Linked DNA regions of Homo sapiens: all the other regions are linked to region 2. Evidence: chromatin loops called from intact Hi-C (ENCODE). Cell type or tissue: IMR-90. All regions are shown on one strand.

Evidence for each region. Peaks named below come from ENCODE experiments on the same cell type or tissue, not always from the same donor. Only the 100,000 strongest peaks of a DNase experiment are listed, where the experiment ranks them.
Region 1: it touches region 2 in a loop (2.3-fold over the local background); 30 of 110 quality-filtered maps call a loop at or near these places.
Region 3: it touches region 2 in a loop (12-fold over the local background); 54 of 110 quality-filtered maps call a loop at or near these places.

What each region holds. Positions count from the first base shown.
Region 1 is chr9:6,496,948-6,500,947 of GRCh38, reverse strand. UHRF2 (ubiquitin like with PHD and ring finger domains 2) reads right to left here. Exons shown (of 16, transcript NM_152896.3): 11 at 3,588-3,750; 12 at 2,790-2,930; 13 at 1,017-1,113; 14 at 239-396. Among named protein-coding and RNA genes, the nearest start is that of UHRF2, 86 kb to the right of the region's middle. In IMR-90, no CTCF peak of the experiment used is centred here; a DNase peak (open chromatin) is centred at 1,777; H3K27ac peaks cover 337 bases.
Region 2 is chr9:6,352,443-6,356,442 of GRCh38, reverse strand. No RefSeq gene overlaps it. Among named protein-coding and RNA genes, the nearest start is that of TPD52L3, 26 kb to the right of the region's middle. In IMR-90, a CTCF peak has its summit at 2,150 (motif pointing left); DNase peaks (open chromatin) are centred at 502 and 2,122; H3K27ac peaks cover 1,111 bases.
Region 3 is chr9:6,666,296-6,670,295 of GRCh38, reverse strand. It overlaps the pseudogene RNF2P1. Among named protein-coding and RNA genes, the nearest start is that of GLDC, 23 kb to the right of the region's middle. In IMR-90, a CTCF peak has its summit at 2,436 (motif pointing right); no DNase peak of the experiment used is centred here; H3K27me3 peaks cover 240 bases.

The sequences.
Region 1 (4,000 bases), 140 kb before region 2:
AAAGTAAAGTAACTTTGGGCATAGAGAAGTCAAAATCCAGCATCTAAGAGGTTTAAAGTAAATTTAGGCGCATGTATATGTGTTGCCTCAGATTATTTCTGAAAGGTAGTGGCACTGGATTAGAAAACCGGGTAGAAGGATGAAGTTTTGACTGATGTGTGAAAAACAGACTTCATGAGACAATTATTTATCATTTGTTAATATCAGAATGTTATTATTTAAAAAAATCTTCACATACTGGTCCTTCCACAAGATGTGAAAGCACTTCATCCCACAGCTTCTGGTTTTGACAATCTTCTCTGATGAGATGTTGCTGTTGAGGAGTTAGTTGAAAAGCCTCAATTGCTTCTGCTGAATCTGATGCTTTGTACACTTTGGAGGCACTTGGACAGTCATCTAGATTTATTTTAAAAATGTATCAGCAGACTTACAAGTGGTTCTAAGCAGAACTATGAAACAAAAGAGTTAACTGGCACAAGTAATGTTTAGCAGAAAGATAACCAACATAAAACAGCATCTAATTTCCCCTAAAATTTAGGATACTGTTATTTCCTGCTATTTGGCTCTGACACTATTAAACAAAAGATCCATCTTCTACCATGCCCCCCCAGCCAAATCCTTTGCTTTCATTTAAGTCTCAATTTATTTTCTTAATATTTCTCTTTATTAAAAAGTATGTTGGCTGGATGCAGTGGCTTCTGCCTGTAATCCCAGCACTTTAGGAGGCTGAGGCAGGAGGATCCCTTCAGCCCAGGAGTTCAAGACCAGCTTGGGCAACATGGAGAAACCCCATCTTTACAAAAGATACAAAAATTAGCCAGGTGTGGTGGTGTACAGCCGTGGGCTACTTCAGAGGTTGAGGTAGGTGGATCGCTTGAGCCCAGGAGGTCAAGGCTACAGTGAGCCAAGATCTTTCCACTGCACTCCAGCCTGGGTGACAAGAGTGAGACCCCGTCTCAACAACAACAACAACAAAAGTATGTTATTATTATTTATATTTTGCAATCATTACCTACCATCTGAAATTGGCCTTTTTGTGGTTCCACTGGGCTGCTTCTTTGACTGTCCTTTAGGCTTCTTCCCTTCTTTATCTGAAGGGTAACCTGCTGGATACTGATGGGGGGGGAGGAGGGAGAGTACAATGCAGATTTAAGCTTCACAGAGAAGGGGGGTTTAGATCCTGGTGAGAAATTAAAAGGGAGGGGAAGACTACACGTTCCCCAAACTGAAAAACTTTACATAAAAGAAACAGACATTTAAAGGAAAAGAATTCAAAGCACAGACAACTATTAAAATCCCAATTTATGTAGCTGTGACTGCTAAGAGATTCCATTTTATAATACACTGATCTTAAGTTTCAGATCTAAGAAAGGTAAGTCTTCAGGAGTTGTGATTAGATTTCCTTAAAGTTTAAGGAAAGTAGAATACAGAAATGAAGGTAAATGAGAACCAATCATAGAGCACAACAGATAGAAAGCAGATGGATTGGATCACAGTAAATTGTGGAGTTGATCTAAAAAAATATCAAGAACATTAAGGGTCAAACTTCTCATCTCCTAAAGTTAGCGGCAGGAGCTTTTACAAGACCTAAAGCAACTAAATTACTAAATCCTCCACCAGCTAAGAGTTAGATTTGAAGTAATACATTCTATCTATCATCCTTATGTTTCAATGGCTACCTTCTTTGAGGGGGTGGGTGGGGTGGGAGAAGCATGCTTTGTAATAACAGTCATGCTTAAAGCACTGTATGTTTCAGGCCTCAATGACTATTACTCATCATAGCAGATGGGCTCACATGCTTCTGCTCACAGTTTCAAATATAACCTATCTAGAACAATGCTCTCAACAGGGACATCTGAAAAATCTTCTGAAAGTGAATTTGACAAAGTTATTTTTATATTAAAAAGAATTATTTTAGTAGTTGTTTTAGCAGTTGATGGCCTTATTTTCAACAATCAATTCTATGAGTTTAAAAAGACAACAAAAACAGAAACAGACTTGCATTAGAAGACACACACTCACCTGCCTGGGTGGTCAGACACTTGCCCATAGTTCAGCCCCTACACATGCAGTGTGGGCAGAGCCAGGGGAAATGATAAAGCTGGCAGTTTTTACGGGAAGCACAACAATGGGGAATGATGGGAGATGAACTCAAACCATGCTCTGAAGTCAGTGTCAGGGACAAATTCTAGGGTATACAGGCAGTGAAGGGATTAATGCAGCCATACCATCCACTATGCACACAAAATCAACGAAGTCTTTATGGGTTAACAGCTGAGCATGGGCAAAGGGGAAAAAAGACAAAGCACTAAAGGTGGTGGCAGGGCAGGGAAGCAGCTTTGCGGGGGAAGAGAGAAAAGGGGTGAGGAAAAGTGAGAAAGGGAGAAGGCAGACCACTCTTATAAAGCCACCTCCCCACCCTTCCCCTACCAGAGAGACACCCCCTGTGCCCTCTAGGATAAATGTCCTTTTCCAGGGCCTCCTATACCTAAATTTTATGAATCCCTTTCCCTCACACTTCAAGTCATTTCCAAATTGATTTGGAAATATTTTACTTTTAATTAACAGGTCCAACTTTTCCCAAGCACAACCCTTGGTCCCAGGGCAGTCTGACATCTAGGATACTACCTTTTCTCTTCTTTTCCTCTGTCTATTTGCATGATCTTATTCCTCACCCCTTATAGTCCACCAGTCAATTGCTGTGGGTTATATCCAGTGTTAAGGCATGTAGATAGAAGAGGTGTATATTTTTATGAACACACAGGCAGCCTAGACAAATGTAATCTAACCTGTAAACGTAGACATAATCTCCTTGACCGTTCTATTCCTTCAGAGGTCCAAGGAGCAGGTTCAACATCATCTCTTCTTAAAAGATAGCGCCAAACCAAGAATCCATGGCTTGATGAAATCTCTGGCCAGTATTTCACCACCTAAATCACAATATTTCAGTGCCAGTTTGAGATTTAAAATTTAGACTTATTCATCACATTAGTGGTATCAAAATAATCTTTGCCAGAACTAAATGCAACTTCTGAATATTCTGCTTTGCTGTAAGGACAGTAAGTCAAGAATATTCACTAAAACAGTTTTGACCTTAATTCCTATTACAGTACTTCCCATGAGGACAGACTGCTATAAATTTAATAGAGTAACAAGATTATGCTAATTAACAGAATTTTGTATCGTAAAGATGGCAGCAAATGCCTCTTTTTAAACAAAGAATGAAAATCTATTACTATGATGTGCTGCTTTGAAAATCTATTACAACTAAAATCATTCAAAAAGATATATAAAAATCAAGTTATACAACAGCCAGTTACTTAAATGGCTTTATTATAGAGAACATACACTTACATTTTAAAAAAAAAAACCTTAACCCAACTCTGCCCCTAGGAACTCGAAATAAGCCTTAAAAGTAAAGTGCTGAAGTTAAGAGTTTGCTTTATGCATCTGTTCAATTTCCAGAAAAAGTAGCAATATAAGATGGCTACTGTTTCCTCGAGCCCACCCACAGTAGTTCCTTGCAACAACCCTGCCTTGAAAGCCCAGGAAGAATGACAAACAAGATGTCATGCCAGATAGAGCACCTTATAAATGCCATCATATCTGTTGCCTTCTTCAGGAGCATATTTGCTGATCTTCCTCCCTTTAAAACTGCGTATCACTCTGACTGGCTTACCAGCTCTCCAATTCCGAGACTCTGCTCCAATTTTATCATCCAATGGAGCATCACAGTTTAGGGCCAATGCCCTAAAAAACAACAAAGAAGTCTTTATACCATGTAATTTTTCTTCAAGTACACAATCGAGTCATTAGCTCAATTAAAAGGTGAATTATACCTTACCTGATGGTTAAGATTCTATGATTCTTTCCATATTATTCCAGATAATAGGATTATGCTTTCCCCCACCAGCAGAGAAGACAAATCAGTTTTCTGATGTCACCCCCAAGCCAGGGGATTGGTTCTCAGATAGCCTGTAGGGTTCTTCTGAAAGTAATA
Region 2 (4,000 bases):
AGAGAAGATAATATATGTGAAGTCCTTGGCACATAGCAAGTACTCAAATGCATGATATGGACATTTACTGGACTCTATCACTGTCCTCACACTGATTAATAATCTTTAAATATTTGCAGAACATAGGTGCAGTGGCTGTAAGCTGAGCTACTTGAGAGGCTGAGGTGGGAGGATAGCTTAAGCCCAGGAGTTCAAGTCCAGCCTGAGCAACACAGTGAGACCTTGATTTCTAAAAAAAAAAAAAAAGTGCAGGACATTTCTTACATGTGAAAATGTTTGTTACTGAAGTGTCATATGAAAAAGCCTGTTTTCAAATCATGATGTAGTTTCTTTTTTTCAGAAAAACTTGCAGTGTGGAAATATTCTCATGTACTAGAAATTGATTCCATTGTTTTGCTAAGGGCCTCCCAAAAAGGATAAATATGATTTGGTGGCCTAGCTTGCATATAAACAATGAGCTAGAGCTCACTTAGTAATGGCATCTTTTCAGGGTTAACTAGACTTTCAGCTTCACTGAGAAGACTGCATGAGTCATTTTCTCTCTGTTTCACGTGCTCTTTCACACAGTTATGCTAAAGCAGCTAAAATGCAGTTTAATAATTTGAATTTAGACAAACTTAACTCTCTGAACTTCAGTAAAGTGTATTTGTATCAGATATGCTTTAGTTTTCATGATCAAAAAGCCCAAAGAAGCTAAAATTAAACTTCCTTCCGACTTTTACTCATTCCTTTACATTTCTAAGCAAGTGAGACTCAAAATCATGGCTTTGATTCTATAGGAATCAGTGAATGTGCCAGCCAGAGGCCTCAGAATTCTTTAAAACCTGACCAGAAGGAAGGGAACGTATTTCTTGATCTCCAGAATGATCAAAAGGCAATATGAAAAGCTCTCAAGCAAAAAGGATACAAAATTATTCCTTGTCTTATGAATCTAACAGGTCCAAAAGATGTCAATACATCTTCCTCCCTCATTTGAGGGTTACACAAGCAGTCCCCATGTCAGAATGGCAGAATTCCAGCGGTTCGTTTGCAGAAGTAAGTTCTGTGGGACTCAGGATGCGTTCTCCATAGTAACCACATTATGTCTGCCTGGTGGTTAGCTAGGTTTAATCCATAATCCTCTGAAGTAGAGTTCCAGAATTACAGGACTTGACCACCTCATTTTTTTTTTTTTTTTTTTGAGATGGAGTCTTGCTCTGTCACCAAGGCTGGAGTGCAGTGGCACGATCTCGGCTCACTGCAACCTCCATCTCCTGGGTTCAAGCAATTCTTCTGCCTCAGCCTCCCCAGTAGCTGAGATTACAGGTGTGTACCACCATGCCTAGCTAATTTTTGTATTTTTAGAAGAGACGGGGTTTCACCATGTTGGCCAGGCTGGTCTTGAACTCCTGACCTTGTGATCCACCCGCCTCGGCCTCCCAAACTGCTGGGATTACAGGCTTGAGCCACTGCACCTGGCCCATGAAGAGTATTTTTATAGGAAGATGTGTGGGACCAGCTAAGGATGCCAGGCATGGGGGAATCTTCCTTTCCCCAACTTCCCTCATTTCTGAGCCTCTGTAGCCTAGGGCAGAAAATTCTCCCTAGAAGATGATTGGGAGGAAGGTAATGAGATGTGGAGCTGGAGGCCTTCAGAGTTTGGGAGTTGGAGGATGCCACCTCGTGAGAAGCTGTGAGTCTTTCTTGATCAGCTTGGGCAGCTCCTGGCTTACTTCCTTTCTTTTCATCTGCTGACCCTCAACATTGATCCTCTTGCTTCTCCCTTCACTGCCACAAACAACCTCTTCCTTGAGAGAAGCATTTTTCTCTTCTCATTTTAGATCAGAATAGAGTCCCCTCTACTTGCCTGGCTTGGAAGTAAATACATGGATTTAGTCCCATACTCTATGGAGTTAAAAAATTTCCCTGACCCTTTTCTTGTATTGCAAATTATTTCTACAGGTAAGGTTTAAGCCCTCATTAATGGCAAATATTTTTCAACTTAAGGAACTGGTGTAAAATTCATCCACATTTCAGGGGGAATCCTAGATTTAGGCTTTCATAAACATTTCTTCAAGAGTTGTGGCTGATGGAGGTATGGGGGTGAAGAACATCACAATGAAGTTTGTGTAGTGCAGAATAGTGTAAAATGACCATGTGAGTAGCACCCCCTTGTGTTGAAGAAGAGGTGTGAGTGTGGGAGGTTGCTGGAAGAAGGGGTGTATTACAGATATTCTTTTTATTCCTTTTCGCTAAATCCCTTCCTGCAGGGGCAGGAGCCCGGGATGCAGGGTTGGGCTGCTCAGAGACTGCTGAGTAAAGTAATTCAAGAGACAGTACCTCGGAGTAAAAACCACAACTAAGATGCCATCAAAAGGGACCATGGAGAGAGGTGAAATTCAAGTGGCAAAGGGATGGACAGTAGGGGAAGGTTGGCCCAAGCAAGAGATTTCCAGTGGAGTCTGAAGAGACTCCTTGAGCTGTCACCTGGAAGAGCACGCTAAGGATTTTCTTTTCTAAAACTCTGAAGTTCTAGAAGGGAAGGAAACTTTTTTTTTTCTTTTAGAGATGGGGTGTCACTCTGTCACCCAGGCTGGAATGCAGTGGTGCAATCATAACCCACTGAAGCCTCGAACTTGAACTGAGGCTCAAGCAATCCTCCCACCTCAGCCTCCCTGGTAGCTGGGACCACAGGCATGTGCCACCATACCCAGCTAATTTTTGTTTTTTATAGAGACAGGGTCTTGCTATGTTGCCCAGGCTGGTTTTCAGCTCCTGGGCTTAAGCGGTTGTTCTGCCTCAGCTTCCCAAAGCACTGGAATTATAGGCATGAGCCACTATGCTCAGGCAGAAGGAAACTTTTGAAGGAGCTGAGTAGACTTGCGTATCTTTCCTTAGATCACCATCAATCCTGCCTGGGCTAAGGTCAAAAGAGTGTCAGAACAGAATACTTTAAAGCATTCTGGAGGCAACACCTGAGCAGGTGAGGTGAGCAGAGGATTAAGAGCCAGGAGGCTGGCCGGGCGTGGTGGCTCACGCCTGTAATCCCAGCACTTTGGGAGGCCGAGGTGGATGGATCACGAGGTCAGGAGATCGAGACCATCCTGGCTAACAAGGTGAAACCCCGTCTCTACTAAAAATACAAAAAATTAGCCGGGCGTGGTGGCGGGCGCCTGTAGTCCTAGCTACTCGGGAGGCTGAGGTAAGATGGCGTGAACCCGGGAGGTGGAGGTTGCAGTGAGCCGAGACCGCCACTGCACTCCAGCCTGGGTGACAGAGCGAGACTCCATCTCAAAAAAAGAAAGAAAAAAAAAAAGAGCCACGAGGCTTAACAACCAGATCTATGGCAGAATTAGTCTTTGGCTTCCTTCATGCTCTTCAGTTTTTAGCGTCTTAAGATGCCTTCTTGGTTTGGATGAATTTGCCTTTCTGACTCCAGCTACCCTGATCTTTTGTTGAAGCTGTAATTTGTCATCATGCTTACCCCATTTCTAAGCATAAGCCAGGTCCCTCTTCTTGGCTCAGCCCTGCCTCCTTCCTGTCCCATGGAGTTTGGTCTGAGGAAGACTCAGTCAATTCCTGAGCTTTCTTTCTTCTTGTCATTTATTTATTGATCACTTGCTGTGTGTCGGATACTGCACTGAATGCTGGGGATTAGGGATTCAACATATAAATTTGGGGAGGGACGTAATTTATTCCATACAGATGTGAGGGAATTAGCTATATGGATATCCGAAGGAAGAACATTTATTTTAATCACATACAAAAATAATTAGAACCTCCATTGCCTTTCAGACAAGGCCCAGGTCGATTAGTTGGTTGGAGGGTCAGGTGTTATAAATATGCCATATAATGGATAAGGAGGGTGGTGGTCTATATTCAGAATCCTTGTTCAAACCCCATTTCTGCCACTTATTAGCAGTGTGTTTTTGGGAAAGTTACTTTACCTCATAGGGAAGGAAAAATATCTTTCCTTCTACCTATTTTAGGTTCATGGCTAAGGTCCCTGTAACAACATGCA
Region 3 (4,000 bases), 310 kb before region 2:
AATAACCTAGAGATTTAGAATATTTGGAAGGATGTACATAGGTTACATACAAATTTGACACCATAGTATATGCACCAGAATATATTAGGGACTTGAACATGCGCGGATACGCGCAGATTTTGGTATCCGTGGGGACAGAGTGGGGTGTCCGGGAACCCTGGAGGCTTGTGTTAAAATGCTCTTTGCGGCTCGCTATATTGTAAGGCGGTGCCAGCTGCCGCGGCAGCCGATTACCCGAGTCTCGCTCCTGCATGGCCAGTGAGCCCCTGGCTGGGGTGGGAGCCTCAATGTCTCAGGCTGTGCAGACAAAAGGAACTCAACCATTAAGCAAAACATGGGAACTCAGTTTATATGAGTTACAATGAACACCTCAGTGACTCTCTTACAGAAGGCAATAACAGATGGCTTAGAAATTGTGGTTTCACCTCGAAGTCTGCACAGTGATTTAATGTGCCCAATTTGTTTGGATATGTTGAAGAACACCATGACTACAAAGGAGTCTTTACATCGTTTCTGTGCAGACTGCAACATCATAGCCCTTAGAAGTGGCAACAAAGAATGTCTTACCTGTTGGAAAAAACTAGTTTCCAAAAGATCACCAAGGCCAGACCCAAAGTTTGATGCACTCATCAGCAAAATTTATCCAAGTCGTGATGAATATGAAGCTCATCAAGAGAGAGTATTAGTCAGGATCAGCAAGCACAATAATCAGCAAGCACTCAGTCACAGCATTGAAGAAGGACTGAAGATAACTGCAGCGAGGCAAGAAACAATAGATTGAAAATGGTAGTGGAGCAGAAGATAACGGTGACAGTTCACACGGTAGTAATGCCTCCACACATAGCAATCATGAAGCAGGCCCTAGTAACAAATGAACCAAAACAACTGATGATTCTGGGCTTGAGCTTGATAATAACAATGCAGCAATGGAAATTGATCCAGTAATGGATGGCGCTAGTGAAATCGAATTATATTCAGGCCTCATCCCACACTTATGGAAAAAGATGACAGTGCACAGACAAGATACATAAAGACTTCTGGTAACACCACTGTTGATTACTTATCCAAGTATCTGGCTGTGAGGTTAGCTTTAGAAGAACTTCGAAGCAAAGGTGAATCAAACCAGATGAGCCTTGATACAGCCAGTGAGAAGCAGTATACCACTTATATAGCAACAGCCAGTGGCCAGTTCACTGTATTAAATTGCTCTTTTTCTTTGGAATTGGTCAGTGAGAAATACTAGAAAGTGAACAAACCCATGGAACTTTACTATGCACATACAAGGGAGCACAAATGAGCTTTTAAAAACCAATTCTGAGACTGAACTTTTTTATAGTGCATTTCTTTAATATTAAAGATGTACCAGCCGGGCGCGGTGGCTCACGCCTGTAATCCCAGCACTTTGGGAGGCCGAGGCGGGCGGATCACAAGGTCAAGAGATCGAGACCACCGTGAAACCCCGTCTCTACTAAAAATACAAAAAATTAGCCGGGCACATTGGCAGGCACCTGTAGTCCCAGCTACTCGGGAGGCTGAGGCAGGAGAATGGCGTGAACACGGGAGGCGGAGCTTGCAGTGAGCTGAGATCGCGCTACTGCACTCCAGCCTGGGTGACAGAGCGAGACTCCGTCTCAAAATAAATAAATAAATAAATAAATAAAAATAAAGATGACTGGCATTACTTTTATGGACAGATCTTGGATATGTTGTTCAGTTTTCTTTCTGAGCCAGACTCGTTTACGCTATTCAAATCTTTTCCCCTTAACTTAAGATTTCCTTTTTGGAAGGGACTGCAATTATTCAGTACTGTTTTCTTTTCTTTAAAAAAAATACCTGAAGTTTCTTGTGGGTTTTTTCCCCCCACAAAGTGTGGTTCCACTTGGAGCACCCTTTGACCCAGGAATTTTTCATAGTTTCTGTATTCTTAAAGATTCAGTTGGCTGTCCTTTTCCCGCTCCCCTCAAAAGATTTTTAGTCATACACAATGTTAAATATTATGTATTCCGACTTTTTTTCCCCTGGAGTCTTGTATATTCATAGTTTTCTATATAAACTGTGGTACCATCATGAAGACCCAAGGCTCAAATTTACTGTCCTTAAAAACAGTTCTCATAGGATTATTCTTTTCATGGTATTTCTTTCATAATATCTCATTTTAAAAAGAAGTTCTTTATGAACTTAGTGTCCATTGTCATGCAGTGTTATTTTTTTTTTCCATTTTTCCCGCATAATTTTGGAATTTCTGGTCCTGGAAAGAATCAAACAAAATCTTAAGTTCCATGAGAACTTGGTTCATGAACAGATTTTGCTGAAGAAAGAAAAATTAAATTGGTAGTAAAATACAGTCTTCAAGTATTAAAAAAAAATGCTCTTTGCTGAGGGAAAACACTAGATTAGTTTGTTAGGGCGCATCTAATTTTTTAATGTGACCATTAGATGGCAGCATTCAGGTGGGATTTCCTGTATCAGACCAAAGGCTTCTCCCCTCTCCCCACTTCCACCCAAAACACAAAAACAAGCTATCCTTCTGAGTGCCTCAGTTGGAACAGCAATTGAGGGATACTGTTTGGGAACGCGATTGCCAAGGGCGAAACTAAAAGAATTCTACTAGGTAGAAGAGGGGAATAATAATAAGAGTTGATAGTATTTACATGCACTAGGCATTCACTGTTCTAAGCACTTTTATATATGTTAAAATAAAGGGTAGGTAAATAAATTAACAAAACTCCAGTCCACAAACCCCCGTCTCATATAGAGGGGAGCTATAAAACTTTTTTTTGTTGTTACAGACAGGTCTCACTCTCACCCATGCTGCAGTGCAGTGACATGTGCTTGTAGCTCATTGCAGCCTCCAACTTTTGGGCTCAAGCAATCCTCTTGCCTCAGGCTCCTGAGTAGCTGGGACTACAGGTGCCTGCCACCATGCCGGCTATTTTTTATTTTATAATAAAATAATAAAATACCTAATGTATATTTTATATTGTTAAATATAATATTTATATTATATATAAATACAATGTAATATTAATATAACATTAATATAATTAAAATATAATATTTATATAATTATAATATAATAATAAGGCTGGGCGCAGTGGCTCATGCCTGTAATCTCAGCACTTTGGGAGGCCGAGGCCAACATGGTGAAACCCCATCTCTACTAAAAATAGAAAAAGTAGCCGGGTGCGGTGGCAGGCGCCTGTAATCCCACCTACTCCGGAGGCTGAGGCAGGAGAATCACTTGAACCCTGGAGGTGGAGGTTGCAGTGAGCCGAGACTGCGCCACAGCACTCCAGCCTGGGCGACAGAGCAAGACTCCATTTCAATAATAATAATAAAAATAAAATAAAATAAAAATAGCCATCATGGTGCCAAGCACCTATAGTCCCAGCTACTCAGGAGGCTGGGCAACCACCTTTGAGAAAAGGCTATCTAGTCACAACTGCTTTTTTTTTCTTTCTTTCTTTCTTTTTTTAATAGAGACAGGGTTTTGCCATGTTGCCCAGACTGGTCTTAAACTCCTGGGCTCAACCTATCTGCCTGCTATGGCCTCCCCAAAGTGTTGGGATTACAGGCTTGAGCCACTGGGCCTGGCTTACAAATATTATTATTTTTTTTGAGATGGAGTTTTGCTCTTGTTGCCCAGGCTGGACTGCAATGGCATGATCTAGGCTCACTGCAACCTCTGCCTCCCAGGTTCAAGCGATTTTCCTGCCCCAGCCTCCCGAGTAGCTGGGACGACAGGTGCGTGCCACGACGCCCAGCTGATTTTTGTATTTTTAGTAGAGACAGGGTTTCACCATGTTGGCCAGGCTGGTATCGAACTCCTGACCTCAGGTGATCTGCCTGTGTCAGCCTCCCAAAATGCTAGGATTACAGGCGTGAGCCACTGCACCCGGCATGAAAGAGTGACCTTTGGAAACTGACTGAGTCTGTTCCTCTTCTTGGGAGCTGCTGCTTTTCTTTTTTTTGAGACAGAGCCTTGCTCTGTCACCCAGGC